Regions from separate parts of the Homo sapiens genome. Here region 1 is linked to region 2. Evidence: read pairs that join two places in POLR2A ChIA-PET (ENCODE). Cell type or tissue: Panc1. All regions are shown on one strand. Each heading gives the region's core, and the rest is flanking DNA. Links, peaks and the distances in the headings are about the cores only.

Evidence for each region. ChIA-PET counts read pairs that join two places held together with the same protein. Peaks named below come from ENCODE experiments on the same cell type or tissue, not always from the same donor. Only the 100,000 strongest peaks of a DNase experiment are listed, where the experiment ranks them.
Region 1: POLR2A ChIA-PET joins it to region 2 with 6 read pairs; 2 of 35 experiments call an interaction of 5 or more read pairs at or near these places.

The regions. Positions count from the first base shown.
Region 1 is chr4:123,946,368-123,951,764 of GRCh38, forward strand. No RefSeq gene overlaps it. Among named protein-coding and RNA genes, the nearest start is that of LINC01091, 300 kb to the left of the region's middle. In Panc1, for the core only: no CTCF peak of the experiment used is centred there; no DNase peak of the experiment used is centred there.
Region 2 is chr4:123,835,796-123,841,192 of GRCh38, forward strand. All of the region lies in intron 4 of LINC01091 (long intergenic non-protein coding RNA 1091), which reads left to right. Among named protein-coding and RNA genes, the nearest start is that of LINC01091, 190 kb to the left of the region's middle. In Panc1, for the core only: no CTCF peak of the experiment used is centred there; no DNase peak of the experiment used is centred there; H3K27ac peaks cover 3,338 bases.

The sequences.
Region 1 (5,397 bases), core at 157-5,156, 110 kb after region 2:
CTCTCTGCATGATGGGTTTGGTTTTCATTTGCCCTTTTTTGAGAATGTAGCCATTTGGTGACTCAGCTGTATGTATGGGCAATTAATTAGATTCCCAAGTTTATCCTTGGAATAAATTGCAAATATAAATTGCAAATAAAAATGAAAAGCTCTTACCTTTGATGACATACGCTATATAAGGGAATTTCTTTCGATGGGAAGATTTGTGTATTCTCTGTTGCAGTCTATGATCAAAGTGTTTTGTCAAGTTGTCAGAAAGATATCAAACATCGCTGCAATCATTCATGTTAGGAACATTCTTTTTTATTCTTCTACTTTGTAGTCTCAGTCATAAGCTATCACCAATGTTAATTGCATCAATAACAATGAGGTCTCCATCTACTCTCACTGTTCCTGAATGTTGGCACGTATGAAAAGGAAAGAGGCCTTGCCTTGCAATCCAGACTTATTGCTCCCTTCACAGTCAAGGGAATTCCCTTCCTTTCTCTCTCTTCTTGTGTTAGACCCATATTTTCTATCTCTCATCTATTCTATTTTGTGGTCAAGCTCCTTGTTTTGTTAGAGCACCCCACAGGTGCTTCTGGAGAGAGAGAGGTGAGAGATTAACTTTTCAAAGATAATTTATATCTAAAATGTGTTTATTCTAATCTTCTATTTGACTGGCATTTTGTGTGAGTATAGGAATCTAGGTTGGAAATAAGTTTCCTTCTGTGTTTTGAAGGCATTTTTATATCATTTTGTTAATTTCTTGTGGTGATGTTAGTGAATGAAAGCAATTCTGATTCCCAGCAATTTGCATGTAACCAACTTTTCTCTTTGTTGGTTAGTTTGTTTTTTCATTTTTCTCTAGAAGCTATTAAAATCCCCTCTTTGCATGTTTATGAAATTTTACATTAATGTGCTTTGCTGTGGATCTACTCTTGACATTGTGTTGGGAACTAAGTATACCCTTCCGTTTTAGAAACTCATGTCCTTCAATCTTGTGATACTATCTTGAATTATTTTATTAATAATTTTCTCCCTCCTATCACCTCATTTTCTATATTTCTTTTTCCTCTTTGAAATTCCTATTATTCTGATGGTGAACCTCCTAGAATGGACTTCCAAGTTTCTTACCTTTCTCTCTTAATCTATGTGTTCTTTTGTTCTATATTCTAGGATAATTTCCATAACTTTATGTTTTATATGCTTTTAAATTTACTTTTACATTTTAAAACATGTTTTATTTTATTGTATTTATTTTGTTTCCTTTAAATATCTTATTTTTAAATATTTAATTTTTTTCTTTCTTTTTTTTTACATTTTAAGAGCTACTTTTTGTTCTCGACATATTTCTTTTCTTGGAGGATGCCCATCTGGCTTCAGGGCTGCAATTTGTTTTCTTATCTTCTGTTGATATCTTTTTTTTAATAACTACCTTTAAAAAATGTCTCTGCATAGTTTCTATTTCTTCCAAATTTCTTTTATTCTTTTTGGTTTGTTTAGTCTCTATCTTATATGGAAGAAGCTTTTCTCAGATGACAATTCTGGGATCTCTGCTAATGATTAAGGATGGGGGAGTAACAAGTGATTGCAAGCATTGACATGTGGATGAGATTGACGACCTTGACTTCATTTCAGGGTGATCAGGAAGGGCTAATGATGGCATACCTGTCACGTAATTTCCTATTTTCATTAGGTACTCAGTTGTTTAACTGTGCCTGGAATCCTTTTGTCCAGACAATATCCCTTTTACCTTCTTCAGACATTAGGATTTCTTCAAGGATGCAGAAAAAAGTAGCCACCTAAAGTCATGAAGCAGGAGAAGGCATCTAGGGCCTTAAGGATCTAATGATTCCTTAAACATCTTCTCTTCATCTTTCACTTTACTGTAGCATGACATCCTTCACTCCAATTCTAAATTTCCCAGTGCAACTGCATCCTGAGCATTTTAAAGATTGTCCTGTTTAAACTGGGTTGCCTCCCCTCTGTGCCCACTACAATCTTAGATCCCTTTACTAAAAAGCTGAAGCCTAAGGGTTTTAAACAGTTTTCCAGTGGATACCACCCCAAGATAATTCAGGGAGTGTCTCATATAGTTCTAAGGGGAAAGTCATGGGGCTTGGTTTATGGGCCATGTAGAGAGAAGTGTTAAAAAATTATCATTTCTCTTTCTCCTTTTCACCTTTAGTCTGCTGTTCAACCAGTATAGTGAAATCACTTTAAGTAAAATCCTGTTTTGCTCAAAACACTGTGAATCTTCCAGTGTAACTCCAGTTCCCACATTCTTACTTGAGCTTTAATATATCATTTGTGAAAGAAAGTCAACACTAATTTATCCAAATTTCCCTTTGAATAAACTTTAAAGTAGCCAGAGCAAACTTAACTATAATTTTACTGTTAATCAATAATAGAAATTAGCTAAAAGGAAGATCTGAAAATCAATACACCCAGCTTGTTTGCGTGTTGGTTGGTTTTGGTCATCAGACCATATGCCCACCATTTTCAAGTTTTAGAATTAATAATTGACTGCTCTTATGGGAGAGGGAAGAAAAAAGAAGAGGAAGAGCAATTAGATTGCGTGATTTATGGAGAGAGGATAGAATAAAAAAATACCAGAGAGCAGAATTGAAAAGCAGGAGTTTTAGCATTTTTGTTGATGTTGTTTGTTTACTTTAACCTTAAGGCCATTTGATTTGGGTGAGGAAGTTTGCAGCTTTGAATGACCAAATAATAAATTCAGTAATATAATTTTTAAGTGAAGTCATTTAACTGTTTATCTTTTCCTCTCATGTGCTATATTCTAAGATGTCCAAATACTTAAGGCTTTGTTTGTAAAGTTGCTCAGAAATCTATGGGATAAACAGGCCAAAATTTGATTTTATTACATTCATAGTTCTTAATTAAAATACACATTTGTAAATTCAGTTTTACAATCATATATCTTCATGGAGTACCACCTCATCATATGGCCTATGTACTTTGCTGGGCATATAAATTTGGCTAATTATGTAGCTCCTATCCTTAGTAAATTTATAGTGCAGGTGGGGAGAAAACAGCCGAACAGATATTTCAGAATAATGTGATCCATGTAGACATTTATCAGTTACAACTACAATTGTGTATCACAGAAAGTGGCTTAAGTAAAAAATGGCATTTATTGGCTCATATAAATGAAACATTCAGGGGTATGCCTCCTTTTCTGTGAGGCACTAATGCATTCACATAAAGTCACTATCTTCAGGCCCCACAGAGGAGCCCTGGCTTTGCCAGGCTCACATTGTTAGCCCAGCAAATGTTTAAGAAAATGGATTCTAGCTTTCTCTCTAATCCAAACTGGAATTGAATCTGATCATCTTGAATCAGTCTTATTTGTCTTGTTAATATCTGCCTTAACCTACTACTTTTATTGCTGTGACCAAGCACACTGGAGTATTGCAGTAATACTGAAGTGGCTTAAATGAGTTGTATCTGTGCTGAGTATAGAATATCTTCAGCCTTCGGAGTGGGCAAGCAGAGCCTGAGGTAGCCAGAGTCCCCTGACTAGCCACCTCTGGCCATCAGCAGCTTCATGTGACATTCTAATTAATATCAATTTTTATGTGGACCATGCTAAGGATAAGATTGGGAAATACTGTCTTAACCAATTTTTATCACTAGAGAGATACAGTACTTTGATTGGTCATCCTTGAAATTGGCTGATATCAATTATATGTGAATTCTACGAATGGAGAGTCAGTGAAAGGGTGTAATTGCTCTAAAATGCATTTGGTAGGTTGTTAGCAGAGTGAAGGAGTTTCAAACAAATGGTCACTCAACACAGTGGTGAAGGTCTGATTCTGTATTTTATTGTCAGAAAATTGGAGCTCTTCTCATGCTCTAGAAATAAAATATCACAGAGCTTTATGTTTGAAATGTTTCTCAATGCATACATTGACAAAATAATTGTAAGAATGCTACCTTTTTCCTAACTTTACATTAAAATTAAATTTTTGAGTATTTACACCAAGCAATTTGTATTAGTTAAAAACAACAAGGAAAAGACAAGGAGAGGAAGAACTTGAAGTGAAAATTTTCAATGAAAGTTCATCCCTGTGTGAAAGCCTCCACTTCATGGGCATGACAAATACCCCTTGATGTAGGCACCACCCTCATTTATAGGCCTGGAGCACGCTTTTAACAGTCTGGAGAACCCCCAGGGAAATTGGTTTCTTAGGATTATTGCAAATAAGATCTGATTAGTTAATTATTCCTTTGTCTGAAAGAGCCCATTAAATTTGATGAAGGAATCTGTCAATGCATTTAAAGGTACAACTGAGTGAAAGGTGAGAACAAATGCTGACAAGTATGGTAAACATAAGACACACCTGACAAGACACAGGACAAGTTAAGCAAATGGCTCATAAAACTGATTTAGCAGGAGGATAGTAAAATCCTTCCTTTCAAGGGATTTGCCTTTTTACTAAGCATTTATTTGGAGACAGGATCTACTAAGGAAGGTGGACTGCATAGTTTTTACTAGAATTTACAGACATCAATCTTGTATAATAATTCTTTATAATGGCACTAAATCTATTAAGTTCTTACAGACATTTTTCGTTTACATAAACATTTTCTTTGACTAAAGTCAGACATTCACTCTTTCTTGGCCATAATAATTATTTTTGACAGGTACTCTTCTATATCTCTTTTAAACGTCATACAGAATTGGGTTTCTATTGTGGTGAAAGCTGCCATAAGGTAATGATTTAGAAATAATTACAATGAGAAATTGGCCTAGGGAAGACCCAAAAAACTTCACCCTCTGCTAAGAAATTGTATAGCTACTACTTCATACTCCTCTAGTTATAGATTATTTCATCCAATAACCACTATGATAATAGTTATTCGTCATATAAAGGCCTTTAAAAGGATGGAGATTTATTTTGTTTTTAAATAAGCACCCAGGCAATTGAATGTTTATTCAAAACATATCTGAACCTCAATGGTCTGGAAAATGCTTAAATTCATGAACAGTTGCAAAATTTGTAGCTTCGGAAGACAATGAAACCAGACTTCTTGGTAACATTTTATAGTAGTCTGAGATTTTCTCATTGTACTGTCTAATGAGATATCTACATGTCTATTGTTTTTTAAGGCTGTGGTGAATGTCGAGTTATGCCTGTGCTTTGGCCATCATTGCTACTGGGCAAAGTCTGTTCTCTAAGTTATACCCCTTCATTAACAACAATGTAATGCTAGATGCTGAAACAAATAAACCCCAAATTCCTTGTGGCTTAACATAATGTAAATTTATTTCTCACTCATATCAAGCTGAAGTGGCAGCTGGGGCTCTACTCTCTGCAGCTCACAGGGACCCAGTTTTATGAAACACTCAGTGTCCAAAATCACTCAGCCTCAAAATCCAGCCTGCCGATG
Region 2 (5,397 bases), core at 195-5,194:
ACTCCTCTAGCTTAGAGCTGTCCAGGAAGAAAAATGTATGAATTCATTCAATCAACACTTACTAAGAGATAGTAAGAAATGGATGTGTGTGGATGGTATTTACAAATATTTTCAAGTTGCATCATTTTCCCTCAAGGAGTTTATAGTCTAGCAAAAGATGGATTTTTCCAAATTAATCTTAGTGGTATATAACATGATAGTGAGAACATGGAGAGAGGAAATGAAAATAAAATTTTGAGGCAGCTTGGAGGAGGATGAGATTACTTCCAGATGGTGAATTGAGATGTTCATGGAAGAGGCAGCATTATAACTAGAATGATGGATCAGCAGTATTCTTCAAATTGCATGCAGCTTAGATCAAATATATTTTAAAGGTGATTTCTTAGGAAGTTCGTTTACTTCCTGACATTTTATATTCTTCTGTATGCCATATAACAGACTCAAATGTATATAATGTAATGTAAGTGCCGTAGCTTATTTCTCACAAGGAGGCATTTATTCGAGACATTGTTATGTATTTTTTGCATAGCCACAATTATAAATATTTACATGAGTTTATAAATAATAGCGTACCAAAAGAAAAAGAAATTGTATCTGGTACTTACACACATACAATATTTGGAGGCTCTACACATAGCTAAGATTATTTTTGGACATTTCTGATTTGACTTACATAACTGTTTATGCTTAAGCCACAAAAGGTTTTCAAACTAAAGTCCATTATGATAATAGTGTGATGTATCAAAGGCATCCATGAGCTGAACTCATGTTCTTATACTAAAAGTCTTGGAAAACATTTACAATGTTTACAATGCCTTCACACACTTTTTTTCTCCTTATGGATGTATCTTTCTACTTAAAATAGCTGCATTTATTTTAGTAGTTGATCTCTTTCCTGGAAATTATTTTCAAAAGTAAATACAATTTTAGTTAAATAAATATTTTAAGTTTTGCTTCACATTTTCAATGTATTAAGCACTACATGGTAACTAGAAAATTGAAAGTTTTTATTAATTTGATTAATGTAAGCCATATTTTACATTCAGCAACCCCAAATTAAATAAAAACAATCATAGAGGAATTATAAAGAATGTGATTTACATCAGTTTAGTGCCGGGATGGCTTTTCATTTTCTAATCTTCCCTTACCATTTCGACTTTGCCCTGTTCCTGGTCAGCTGGGAAGTTATCTGCTGTGGGGTTTCCTGTTTGCCTGTTGCTTTTCTACCTTGGGGTGCTGTAGCTACCCATTTGGCTTGCTCGCTCCTAAAGCTATGACTGCAGCCATGTAGTCTTTCGTGTTTCACTTGAAACATGCTGACAGATGTGCTGACTGAACATTTTAACCAGTACACTTATTGTGGCTTCTTCTGAAGCTGATTAAGCTACCAAAACAATTCTATGTTCTTCTGCTGATTAAGCTACCAAAACAATTCTGTGTTCCTCTGAAGAACAAAGAAAGGGCAAAACCAAAAACATGAATCAAATAGAGCCAATATGGAAGATGTACAGCTTTAACAGAACATAAGAACTGTGGTGTTCAGTGGCTTTTGGAGGCCACATTCTTTCATGTGGAGAGAACATGGAATGGCTTACTGTCTTGCTATAGTTTGCTTTTACATTAGCACTAGATCTTACACTGGATTAGTCATTACTATTTGTAATGAGTCAATAAAACTTAAAAAATACCTTGGGACAGTTTTTCTAAGCTCAGGAAAATATGACTATAGCTAGGAGAATGATTTATTTCCAATTATTTATTGAGCTGCTATTATGTGATGAAGACTTATTTAAAGAGTAAATATTTTTGCAAGACATAGTCCCTGTCCAGGGGAACTGGTACACCATTGCTGAAACTGGTGTGGGGTCTTGCATGGTTGAAGGAAGTCAAAGCTCTAAGCCAAATTAAGGATTTTCTGGTTGCTGATAGAATATTAGAACTGAAAGGTCTTTCAGATATCGTCTACTCCTCTAATTTTATTTTATGAATATGGTAACTATAATTGTTACTTGTCAAAGATCACCCGGAAATTTAGCAAGAAAGTCATATATGAACATATTTTTCTTTCCTCTAAATCTGATGTTTTTTTCATGATATGACATATATATTTATATTAATTTAAATGGGTCAAATGTAATTTAATTTTACTTTTATTAGTTTAGTGTATGTATGTATATGTATATATAAAACAGTAGTTCTCTCTGGAGATTGGCATTGTACATATACATGTATATATATACACACACACACATATTCTTTGCAATAAAAATGAGATCACATTTAACCTACCATTTTGTACCTCACTTTTTCATCTAACTATTGCATGAATATTTTCAATGTGAATGAATATGTTAAGAATATTACTTTTATTGGGACTGCAAAATAGTCTATTCATCTTGTATTTTACAACATTTTACTTTGATGTAACTTTTAAACACGTTATTTGAGGTCAATATTTCCCTTTGTAAATCATTCTGCAATGAAGATCCACATAATTATATATTTATTCTCCATTCTTTCCTTTATATTTCCAGACCTAGAGTTTCTGGGTCAAAGGAAACACATACATGCAAGACTTTTGATCCACAGTGGGCCCACCAACAACACTTTCCACTCCCAATTTAAAAATCCATAGTTTATATTCAGTGCTGCAGGACTGTAAAATCCATCAAGGGTTAACAGGTCTATAAAAAAATCCAAACAAAACTTCTCAGCCAGAAATATGAAGTCACAATGGCTTAGCATCCACCCAGCAGGGCTGTCATTTCCTGAAATGTATTAGATGGACAGGTGGCATCGATTAAGCTCACAGAAGAAAAGTGTTTGTGATGGAGTCTCCCCATTTCCAGCCTTCAAAGGCAAGAGGATGATGATCTTAGATTTAGCAGTGGCCTCAGGAGGAGGCTTTTGTCACATCCTCATACATCTCTGACTCACATTTGCTAAAGCTGGAATGTAAAATGCATATATGAATTTATAACAACTTAGAAGTCTTCAGATGTTAATTAGAGAGCAAATATATTTACTAGCTGGGGTCATTGTGTCTCCTACCTCTTGTTTGAGTTTGCTTGCTGTGTGTGATTGCTTATCAATATAAGAGTAAATAAGAGTTATAATTTAATTGTTTACTGAAAGCTGCTAGATGTTTGTAATGAAAATACTAAATTCAGTGAGGTTTGCATCTATCTTTTAAAAGTAAGAATAAACATTCTAATATTTAAAAATTGTCAAAGAGAAAAATGCACATGTACTCTTTTTTCAATTTTAACCTCTGGCATTTTGCTGCCTTATGTAGTACGTGCTCTTTGTTTTTCTCGGATAAGAAATAGCTGTAGATGGTTTTTCAAGCATATTGTTTTTAGGTAATGCTTTGAGATTATGCTCCTTCATGATAATACTTGTAGACAGTTTCGAGCATGATGTTTGAGCACAGAAATTAACCTCTATTTGTGTTTCTGAAGCAGTCTGGAAATTCAAGGAAAATTGTTTTGCATTTGATTGTTTTATACCATCTGTGATTTGAATTTTTCATGTAGTAAATTATTAAATGCTATCTCTAAAGGTAAGATTTTTTTTCAGTTAAGTATTTCATTATCTAAGTAAATGCTAATAGAATTTCAGATTAAATTAATATTTAAAATAAATATATATGCAATTATTTTACCATCTTTATTTTATCTCTCAAGTATAAGCTAGTTCATATTTATAAAGGAAAACTGTCAATTTTAAATTTTCATTTTTGTTTACAAATTGATTTTTTTCTGATTATTGGATTCTAGGATAGCTCCAGGAAAGCTTATTAAAATTTTTATTACAGCTCGTTTTTGGATAATGTAGATTTGTACTTGGTAAAGACATTCATGTTAGTAAATATTATCATTTTAGATGAGCCTAGTCTACTTCAAAAATGAAGAAGAGTATATTGCTGTACTTAAATACAGGAAAGGTACATTTGCATGGAATGGAGAGATGTGAGGAAAATAAAAAAGCCCACATAGCATGGATAACTTCTGGCTTAGGGAAGACTCAGGCAGTAACTACGTGACTATTCTGGGTGATCACTAGGTAGTATGAGGGTCTTAGCCACCTGTCTGGGTGGGGTATGCCCAAGTTAAGAGTTGTGTTCCACTTGCCCTTGATAACTCCCTGTCAACCCAAATGTTTGCTCTAGAGAACAGCTTCCCTCTGTTTCATCAGATCCCTTTTCTTCTCATATTATAGTATAAGGCCCACTTCTTTCAGGACAGTTTCTCTAATTAACATCCAATGACCTCCAAACCATCGACATATTAACAATTCTGGATCCTTTCATTTACTCCTCACTTTTGTAATCATTATAGCTCTCATTTTTGTAAATGGGATGTGTGTCTGCATTGCTTCCCTTATTAAACTATAATCATGAATCTGGGATCATGGCTAATCTTGACTGTGTTCCCTGGAACAATAAACAAAATAGTTATAAATCTGAGCATTTCTAAATACATGCAGTCCCTAAGGGGAATTTTATACCAATTTCTTAAACATTATGTGGAAAATATGTTTATTCATTGGATTAAAAGGAGAGGAAGAAAAAGAGATGGGTCTGAGCACTGAAATATTTATCAAAGGTTTGCTTCATGCTGTACAGTGTACTGAAACTTTGTGACATGTTACCTCACATAATCCTTGCCACTGCTCACATGGAGATACTGTTAGATCCACTTACAGATGAGGAAATGGGGAGGTTTTTTTCTAAGTTTTAGGAAGTTCAGAGACTTGGTCTAGGAAACATCATTAGTAAATGGAAGCATTGGGACAAGAACTCAAAAAATATGTGACAGGAAAAACTCCTTCTCTTTGCCAATTCTAACATCTTCCTATTCATTTTCTACTGGGCTTATCTTAATGAAGTGAAGTAATGCTTTAAAACCCCTTTTTACATTTTAAACTTGCAAAGCTTTGGTGCTTAAGGTTTATAGTTCAGTAATTGATTCTACTTTATGGACTGTGAATTCTAGGGTGGATCATTCCACAGTAGATTCCTTATTCACCTTATCTATAAATATAGGACAATTGAATTTTTAATCTGGAAAGGACTCTAGGGATCACTTCATTCTGTACAACCATTATAGAGATTCTCTGGTTCTTAACAAAAATATCCAATTAAAACCTGTTGTGAAAATAAGAAGACAATGATTTTTCATTGCAGCGTAGGGCGGAAAATATCATTTTATTATAATTATTAGTGTAGTATTATACTGGTTTTGTAGGCATGCCAGCTCACATAGTTAGTTACTTGGTCATCATACCTTACTTGAGGGAATAGTGACTATTCTAAGTTATATTCTTTTTTGGTTACTATGTCATATTTGTTTTCAAATGAAATGTAATTCAGACTGCCAATTCTTGTCAAGTAAC